Linked DNA regions of Homo sapiens: region 2 is linked to region 1. Evidence: read pairs that join two places in POLR2A ChIA-PET (ENCODE). Cell type or tissue: OCI-LY7. All regions are shown on one strand. Each heading gives the region's core, and the rest is flanking DNA. Links, peaks and the distances in the headings are about the cores only.

Region 1 (4,394 bases), core at 270-4,269:
AGGCCTCCCCAGAAGCCAAGCAGATGCTGCTATGCTTCCTGTACGGCCTGTGGAACTGTGAGCCCATTAAACCTCTTTTCTTTGTAAATTACCTAGTCTCAAGTATTTCTTTATAGTAGTATGAGAATGGACTAATACAGAAAAATAGTACCAAGGAGTGGGGCATTGCTGTAAAGAGACCCAAAAATGTGAAAGCGACTTTGGAACTGGGTAACGGGCACAGGTTGGAAGAGTCTGGAGGGCTCAGAGGACAACAGAAAGATGAGGGAAAGTTTGGAACTTCCTAGAGACTTGTTGAATGGTAGTGACCAAAATGCTGATAGTAATATGGACAGGGAAGGCCAGGCGGAGATGAGGAACTTATTGGGAACTGGAGCAAAGGTCACTTTTGTTGTGCATTTATCAAAGAAGTTGGAGGCATTGTACCCCTGCCCTAGAGATCTGTGGAGCTTTGAACTTGAGAGTGATGATTTAGGGTATCTGACAGAAGAAATTTCTAAGCAGCAAAGCATTCAAGATATGGACTGGCTGCTTCTAACAGCCTATGCCCGTTACAGGAGCAAAGAAATGACCAGAAACTGGAACTTATATTTAAAAGGGACACAGAGTGTAAAAGTTTGGAAAATTTGCAGCCTAGCCATGTGTTAAAAAAGAAAAGCCCTTTTTCAGGGGAAGGATTCAGGCAGGCTGCAGAAATTTGCATAACTGAAAGGAAGGCAAATGCTGATAGCCAAGACAATGGGAAAAGGCCTCAAAGGTATTTCAGATATCTTCCAGGCAGCCCCTCCAATCACAGGCCCAAAGGCCTAGGAGGGAAGAATGGTTTCATGGGCCAGGCCCCAGGGCCCCATCACCTACCCTGTGTAAGCAGGCTTGGGACACTGCTTCTTGCATCTCAGCCATTCCAGTTCCAGCTCCAGTTCCAGCCATGGCTCAAAGTTCCTGCCACTTCAAAGGTTGCAAGCTGTAAGCCTTGGTGGTTTCCACATGGTGTTAAGCCTGTGAGTGCACAGAATGCAAAAGTTGAGGCTTGGAAGCCTCTGCACAGATTTGAAAGGATGTATGGCAAAGCCTGTGTGTCCAGGCAGAAGACTGCCCCAGGAATGGAGCCTTCATAGAGAACGTCTGCAAAGGCAGTGTGGAGGGGAAATGTGGGGTTGTAGCCCCCACACAGAGTCCCCGTTGGGGCATTGCCTAGTAGAGCTATGAGAAGAGGGCCATTGTCCTCCAGACCCCAGAATGGTAAATACAAGGACAGCTTGTACCTTGTGCTTGGAAAAGCTGCAGGCACTCAATGCCAGCCCGTGAAAACAGATGCCAGCCTGTGAAAACAGATGCTGTACCCTGCAAAGCTTCAGAGGCCAAGCTGCCCAAGGCCTTCGGAGTCCACCCCTTGCAGCAGTGTGCCCTGAGACTTCATGTGAGACATGAAGTCAAAAGAGATTATTTTGGAGCTTTAAAATATTTAATGACTGCCCTGCTGGGTTTCAGACTTGTGTGGGGCCTCTGGCCTCTTTTTGGGGGCTGATTTCTCCCTTTTGGAACAGGAGTATTTACCTAATATCTATACCCCCAGTTGTATCTTGGAAGTAACTAACTTGTTTTGATTTTACAGGCTTATTTGTAGAAGGGAGTTGCCTTGTCTCAGATGAGATTTTGGACTTTGGACTTTGGACTTTTGAGTTAATGCTGGAATGAGTTAAGACTTTGGGGGACTGTTGAGAAGGGATGATTGTATTTTGCAGTGTGAGAAGGACATGAGATTTGGAGTAGCCAGAATGATATGGTTTGGATCTGTGTCCCCATCAAATCTCATGTTGAATTGTAATCCCCACCATTGGAGGTGGGGCCTGGTGGAAGGTGATTGGATCATGGGGGTGGAGTTCTCATGAATGGGTTAACATCATCCCCAAGGTGCTGTTCTCATGAAAGTGAGTGAATGAGCTAGCATGAGATCTGGTTGTTCAAAAGTATGTGGCACCTCTCCCCTCTCTTTCTTCCTCCTCCTTCCTCCTCCTCCGGCCACATAAGATGTGTCTGTTTCCCCTTTGCCTTCTGCCATGACTGAGCATTTCCTGAGGCCTTCTGAGAAGCAGAAGCTGCTTGCTTCCTGTACAGCCTGTGAAACTGTGAGCCAATTAACCTTCTTTACTTTTTTGTTTTTGAGATGGAGTCTTGCTCTTTCACCCAGGCTGGAGTGCAGTGGCATGATATTGGCTCACTGAAACCTCTGCACCCCCTACCTCCAAATTCAAGCGATTCTCCTGCGTCAGCTTCTTGAGTAGCTGGGACTACAGGTGCATGGCACCACACCTGGCCAATGTTTGTATTTTTAGTAGAGATGGGGTTTTGCCATGTTGGCCAGGCTGGTCTCAAACTCCTGACCTCAGGCGATCCACCTGCCTCAGCCTCCCAAAGTGCTGGGATTAAAGGCATGAGCCACCAAACCCGGCCTAACCTTCTTTTCTTACAAATTACCGAGTCTCAGGTATTTCTTTACAGTGGTGTAAGAACAGACTAATACGCTTGCTGACAAAAGTATTGTAACTAGTATAGCCATAACAAATTCAAGTCCAAAGAAAGAGAACCGGAAGCCACAAACAATTTAATTTTTTCGGAAGAGTTTAAGTATAAAAGCAAGATAGGCAATAGCTGGCTATGAAAAACACTGGCATGTTGCAAGAAGTTTTAAGTCTATGTTCCAGGTGAGTGGAAATAAAATTGTACTGATACGACTCTCAGGGGCCTTGGGTTAGGATTGGGGAAGTAGAGTTGAAAATTGAAATAATTTAATTTATAGGTAAAACCATCACAGTAGATGAAATTGCCTAGGTTGACTATGTAGAGCTCTGGAGAAGGCTCACATCCAAAGGGCAGTTCTTAAAAGATAAGGCTGTGGCTTAGTAAAGAACATGAAGGAAGAAGAATTAGAGAACTTGGAGGAAATCCAGCATAGTGAAAGGTCACAGAGGCTGGGCATGGTGGCTCATGCCTTTCCAGCACTTTGGGAGGCCAAGGCAGGCAGAACACAAGGTCAGGAGTTCAAGACCAGCCCGGCCAACATGGTGAAACCCCGTCTCTACTAAGAATACAAAAATTAGCCAGGCGTGGTGGCAGGTGCCTGTAATCCCAGCTAGTCGGGAGGCTGAGGCAGGAGAATCGCTTGACCCTGGGAGGTGGAGGTTGCAGTGAGCCGAGATTGCGCCACTGCACTCCAGCCTGGGCAACAGGCAAGACTCCATCTCAAAAAAAAGAAGAAAGAAAAGTCACAGAAACCAAGTGAATAGAGGCTTTTAGAAAGGTAGGAATAGGGAACAGTATAAAATACAGCCCAGTAATATGAGGATGCACATATCAAGTGATACCCGTGCTTCCATATATATACTCTCTGAGATGGCATTTTGTCAGAACTGTCTTGGGTAGGATTTGCCCCCACCTCCCGTCCTGCCCCCATTTTTTTTTTTTTTTTTTGGAGATGGAGTCTTGCTCCGCCACCCAGACTGGGGTGCAGTGATGAGATCTTAGCTCACTGCAAACTCCACCTCCCGGTTCAAGCAATTCTCATGCCTCAGCCACCTGAGTAGTTGGAACTACCGGCATGTGCCACTATCCCCAGCTAATTTTTGTATTTTTTTAGGAGAGACGGGGTTTTGCCATGTTGGCCAGGCTGATCTTGAACTCCTGACCTCTAGTGATCTGCCTGCCTTGGTCTCCCAAGGTGCTGGGATTACAGGTATGAGCCACCGTACCCAGCCCTATTCTTGTTTTAATAACCAAAGCTGCAGTCTTCTACAAGAAATTTCTTACCCAAGAGTTTTTAGAAGTAATTAATAAGTTTATAATAAAATGTAACTCCATGAGCTACTAGGAACTTCTTTCTTATTTGGTATTAACTACCGTTTTCCTTAGCTAACTTAAAAAGTGGCTTCTGGGAAGTTTTTATTTAAACAGAAGTGATAAAGCCTGTACTTGCTAAAAGATGGGACTGCCAGAACCAGTTTTGCTTTGTCAGTTATCTTTTGATATAAGGTATAAGGCAGGGAGCCCCTCTCCTGAGGCTATCAAAATGAGGTTCCAGAAGTGTGTGAGAGTGCAAGGGATTCCACCACACTCATTTCAGGCTTCTGCCATCTTCTCTTGCCAGTCCAGTCATGGCACCAACTGGCTTAGGGAACATGTCAAGAATGAGATGATGGGCTAAGTGCGGTGGCTCACACCTGTAATCCCAGCACTTTGGGAGGCCAAGGTAGGTGGATCACCTGAGGTCAGGAGTTTAAGACCAGCCTGGCCAACATGGTGAAACCCCGCCTCTATTAAAAATACAAAATTTAGCTGAGTGTGGTGGCACTTGCCTATAGTCCCAGATACTAGAGAGGCTGAGACAGGAGGATCGC
Region 2 (4,394 bases), core at 202-4,201, 81 kb after region 1:
CAGAACAGTGAGAATTTAAATTTCTATTGTTTATAAATTACCCAGTGTGTGGTATTTTGTTATAGCAACACAGACTAAGACAATAAGCTCTAGGAGTTGTCAAATGCCTATATATTTTGTTGGGGTCTCCTGGAGGGATTTCCAACGCATCCACCCTATTTGCCCTTTGTGGCCCCATGAGTCATCCTTTCATGAAGTGAAAAGATACATCTCTTATAGTCATGCCATATTTTTCATTCCAAGTTTTACGGTTTATGTCAATATGTATTATGTATGAAAAACAAACTAGCTTTTTGTCAAATGCTGCCAAAATGTAGCATCTCAATGTCTGGCATAAGAAAAGAAAGACACAAATGGTGATTGTGATGCTGGCAAACCAATGCACAACGTAGCCAAAATACATGTCATATTTAATGTGGGACTAAAAACTCACCTTCAGGAAGACTTTCACCTTGAAATCTGGTGATGTGTGGAACAGATGTTTTAATTTAGCTAAAATTATTTGCATAATCGATTTAACACATGGTTTATCAAACCTGCCAAAGAGCAGGTGACAATATGGAATTAATATGATTACTAATTTGACACATCATTGAGATTAATTTGACCTTTCTCGATCTCAGAATACCTAGAGGTCTTCACAGACAGGAATAGTGTGCTATGAAATGCAGTCTAAAATCCACCATCTTAGCATCATAAAGTAAGCAACCACTTTGCTCAGTCTGGCCTCATGTTTCTATTCCTTTTCTTTCCATCTCTTCTCTAAATGGAAAGGAAGGCAATGAGTGAATATTGGGGAACATATCTGATTCACAGTGTTCAAAATTTTATGAAAAGTAATTGATCTAACGTGCCTCTGATACTAGATGTGGTACTGCCTTCTCCCTGGTCTGTTGATTTATCCTTGAATCTAGACTCAAAGGATATCACCTTTGAGAATTAATTGGCTTAAGCCTTTAGCTTTAAGTCTAAAGACTCAAAATAATGACTTTTTTTTTTTTTTGCGATGGAGTTTCACTCTTGTCACCAGTTGTCACCCAGGCTGAAGTGCAATGGCATGATCTCGGCTCACTGCCACCTCCACGTCCTGGGTTCAAGCAATTTTCCTGCCTCAGCCTCCCAAGTAGCTGGGAATACAGGTGCACACCACCACACCGGGCTAATTTTTGTATTTTTAGTAGAGATGGGGTTTCACCATGTTGGCCAGGATGGTCTTGAACTCCTGATCTCAGGTGATCTGCCCACCTCGGCGTCCCCAAGTACTGGGATTACAGGCGTGAGCCACCGTGCCCGGCCAAAATAATGACTTTTAAATTGTATATCAGTTTGATTACAATAGTAAATTATTCTATTAGAAATAATAGAAATGTTTATTAATAGGGAATTGATAAAATAAAATAATATCGTATGCGAGTAAAATGCTGTGTGCCCATTTAAATGATGTGGAAAAAGTATATTTAATGATATAAAAACATGTTTGTGATATGTGACATGAAGAAATCATATTGCATCTCTGAAAAATAACAATAAAAACGAGAAATCATATTGCAAATTAGTATGTGCACTATAAGCTTATTTTTATAAGAAAAATTATGTACATATCTAAAAGGATAAATATCAAAACGTTAACCATGGTTATATCTACATGGTAGGATTAAGGCTGATTTATGGTTTTTCTTTTTTATTTATATTTTAAACAATTTTTTAAAACCATGAACATACAATTTTTTGGTGTAATAGAGAAAAAAGTCAATCAAAAAAATATTTGTGAAGTGAGGATGGCAGATTGAATCAGCATCCAATTTTACTCTCTCCCAAAACTCCATTAAAGTTCCTACACACACACACACACACACACACACACACACACACACACAACCATGAAGGAAACAACAGCAAGAATGTTTTGGAAGCTGGAAACATTTTGGAAACTGGTTTGGTAGGCTCGCAAAAGCCTAACCTCAAGGCTGCAGTAGGTAAATGAACCAAGCTGCTTTAGGCTGCAGAATCCTGCCTAGGATTGCCACTGGGGATGGAGATGGGAAGAGGGAAGAGGCAAGGGCACTGAAAGAAGGAGCACTGGGAAAGGTTGTCTGAGAAGCTGCGAGATCTCAAGAGACGGTCTCTCCTTCGTCATTCCTCAGCCCTTGAGCCCCTCATCCTTCACCCAACAGGAGTATGGAAGCTTATTCTCTGTATTATGGACACTAGACACAGTTGGAAGTCTGATCGTCATACGCAAAACAGAAAGAATAAGTGATCTTATGCTCAGCAAATCCCGGCTGCAGAGCCCTCCCTGACCTTTCCACTCAGGTCCAGGACACCAACAGCCAGACTCTGACCCTTCCAGATAAGATATTGGAAATGGCTTCTTCATAAAGGCTAAATTTATGCTTGCCCCTCAAGATTGCAAAATTAAGCAACATATCACTTAAGGACACATATGTAGGTGATATAACCAAAAGAAAAAAAAAAGCAGGGGAATGAATACTCTTGCCCTATGTAATGAGGAGGAAGGGGTTGCACCTGGGGTAATACCTTGGTAATGTTTGATTTTTTTTTTAAAGAACTAGAGTGATAGGAATATAGATAGTATAATAATACATTTTATTATTCTTATTTAAATTTTAGATGTGCATTTTATATATTCTTCCCTACCTATTTTATATTTTACAATTCACAAAATGTTGGTAGGCCAGGCACAGTGGCTCATGCCTATAATCCCAGCACTTTGGCAGGTTGAGGTGAGCAGATTGCTTCAGCCCAGGAGTTTAAGATCAGCCTGGACAACATAGTGAGACCTTGTCTCTACCATAAAAAAAAATAGCTGGATGTGGTGGCACACATCTGTGGTCCCAGCTACTCAGGAGGCTGAGACAGGAGGGTTGCTTGAGCCCAGGAGGTCGATGCTGCAGTAAGCCATGATTGCGCAACTGCACTCCAGGCTGGGCAACAATGCAAGACCCTGTCTCAAAAAAAAAAAAAAAAAAGGAGGCAACCTAAGACCTCTTCCTTTCTGTGTGATTTTCTCCCTTTCTTCTTTTCATCCCTATTATGTTTCTGCTGCTCTTTCATTCCCTTTTTCTTTTCTAGAACTTTATAGAGGTCAAGAGTTCAAGATCAGCTGGGCCAACATGGTGAAACCCTGTCTCTACAAAAAATACAAAAATTAGTCATGCACGGCGGTGCATGCCTGTAATTCCAGCTACTCAAGAGTCTGAGGCAAGAGTTTGAACCCAGCAGGCAGAGGTTGCAGTGAGCCGAGATCGCGCCACTGCACTCCAACCTGGGCAACAGTATGAGACTCTGTCTCAAAAAACAAAAAATAAACAAAAAAACAAAAAAAGAAATGAGATTGGTCAAAAAGGTATGACCTAATGGGAATAGACAGGGGACTCAATCAATGCCTGTCTATTCAGATTCTTCTTGGCTTCACTCTTTCCTCCTGGGTATGGGCCAGGACCCTTTGTGGAAAGGTAGTTGCATGACCTACAATCAAACAAAGTAGGTAAGAGAATTTCTTTATGTCCAGTTCTTACTCAAAAAGGCAGGGGAAGGTTAGAGTAGTATTTTATGTTTTATGGCTGGCTTTGGGGATTTTTGGGTTCTGGTTTTTATGAACCACTTTGCAGAAGAGAAATTCTAGTTTCTGTGGCTTGTCTTGAAGAAGAATGAGAGGTGAAAGACAGGAAAGCAGGAGAGAGCCAGAGGAACTTTGCTTTTGAGGCTGCTTCTGAAGCCTTCACTTGGGGGCATCACTTTCTGAGCCCCCACAGTGTCTTCTGATGAACAGAAATGTTTAATGTTAATGAAGTTTAATTTATTAGTTTTTTAATGGTTAGTGCTTTCTGTAACCTAGGAAATCTTTACCTGTCCCAACATTGCAAAGGCATTCCCCTATGTTTCCTTCTACATATTTTATAGTTTTAGTTTTTACGTCTATGTGTGTGACCCATCTCAAATTAATTTTTATGTATGGTGTGAAGTAGAGATCATGTTTTTTTCCCATGTAGATATTAAGTTGTTCCAGGGCCCCATGTTTTTAAACTAATAGAATGTGCCTCTATCCCTTTATTTGCTCATCATGCAAAAAAAATTCTAAACCTAAACCTGAAATTTTGAAATATGCATCCCTGTCTTCATATCTCACTGCCTCCCTATGACATGGCCAGTAACTTTAAGGACCACCTATTATGACAGCTCCCCACCCCAGATAATTACAAATGATATATTTCTTTAGGATCATATTTTCAGATTAGAGAAAAATAGATTTTGAAAGGAAAAACCTTGGCACTATTATTCTTTGACTGCTCTGCTCTTCCAATGTCTAAGATGTAAATAAAATCAACTATTAAGTTTGGGGCTGCAAATTTTTTTTTTTTTTCTTTTAGATA

What was found. Peaks named below come from ENCODE experiments on the same cell type or tissue, not always from the same donor. Only the 100,000 strongest peaks of a DNase experiment are listed, where the experiment ranks them.
Region 2: POLR2A ChIA-PET joins it to region 1 with 9 read pairs; 2 of 35 experiments call an interaction of 5 or more read pairs at or near these places.

What each region holds. Positions count from the first base shown.
Region 1 is chr5:76,854,046-76,858,439 of GRCh38, forward strand. All of the region lies in intron 1 of S100Z (S100 calcium binding protein Z), which reads left to right. Among named protein-coding and RNA genes, the nearest start is that of S100Z, 6.2 kb to the left of the region's middle. RefSeq lists an enhancer at 1,963-2,112. In OCI-LY7, for the core only: no CTCF peak of the experiment used is centred there; a DNase peak (open chromatin) is centred at 2,076; H3K4me3 peaks cover 343 bases; H3K27ac peaks cover 720 bases.
Region 2 is chr5:76,934,781-76,939,174 of GRCh38, forward strand. It overlaps a transcript of S100Z not described here. Among named protein-coding and RNA genes, the nearest start is that of CRHBP, 16 kb to the right of the region's middle. In OCI-LY7, for the core only: no CTCF peak of the experiment used is centred there; no DNase peak of the experiment used is centred there.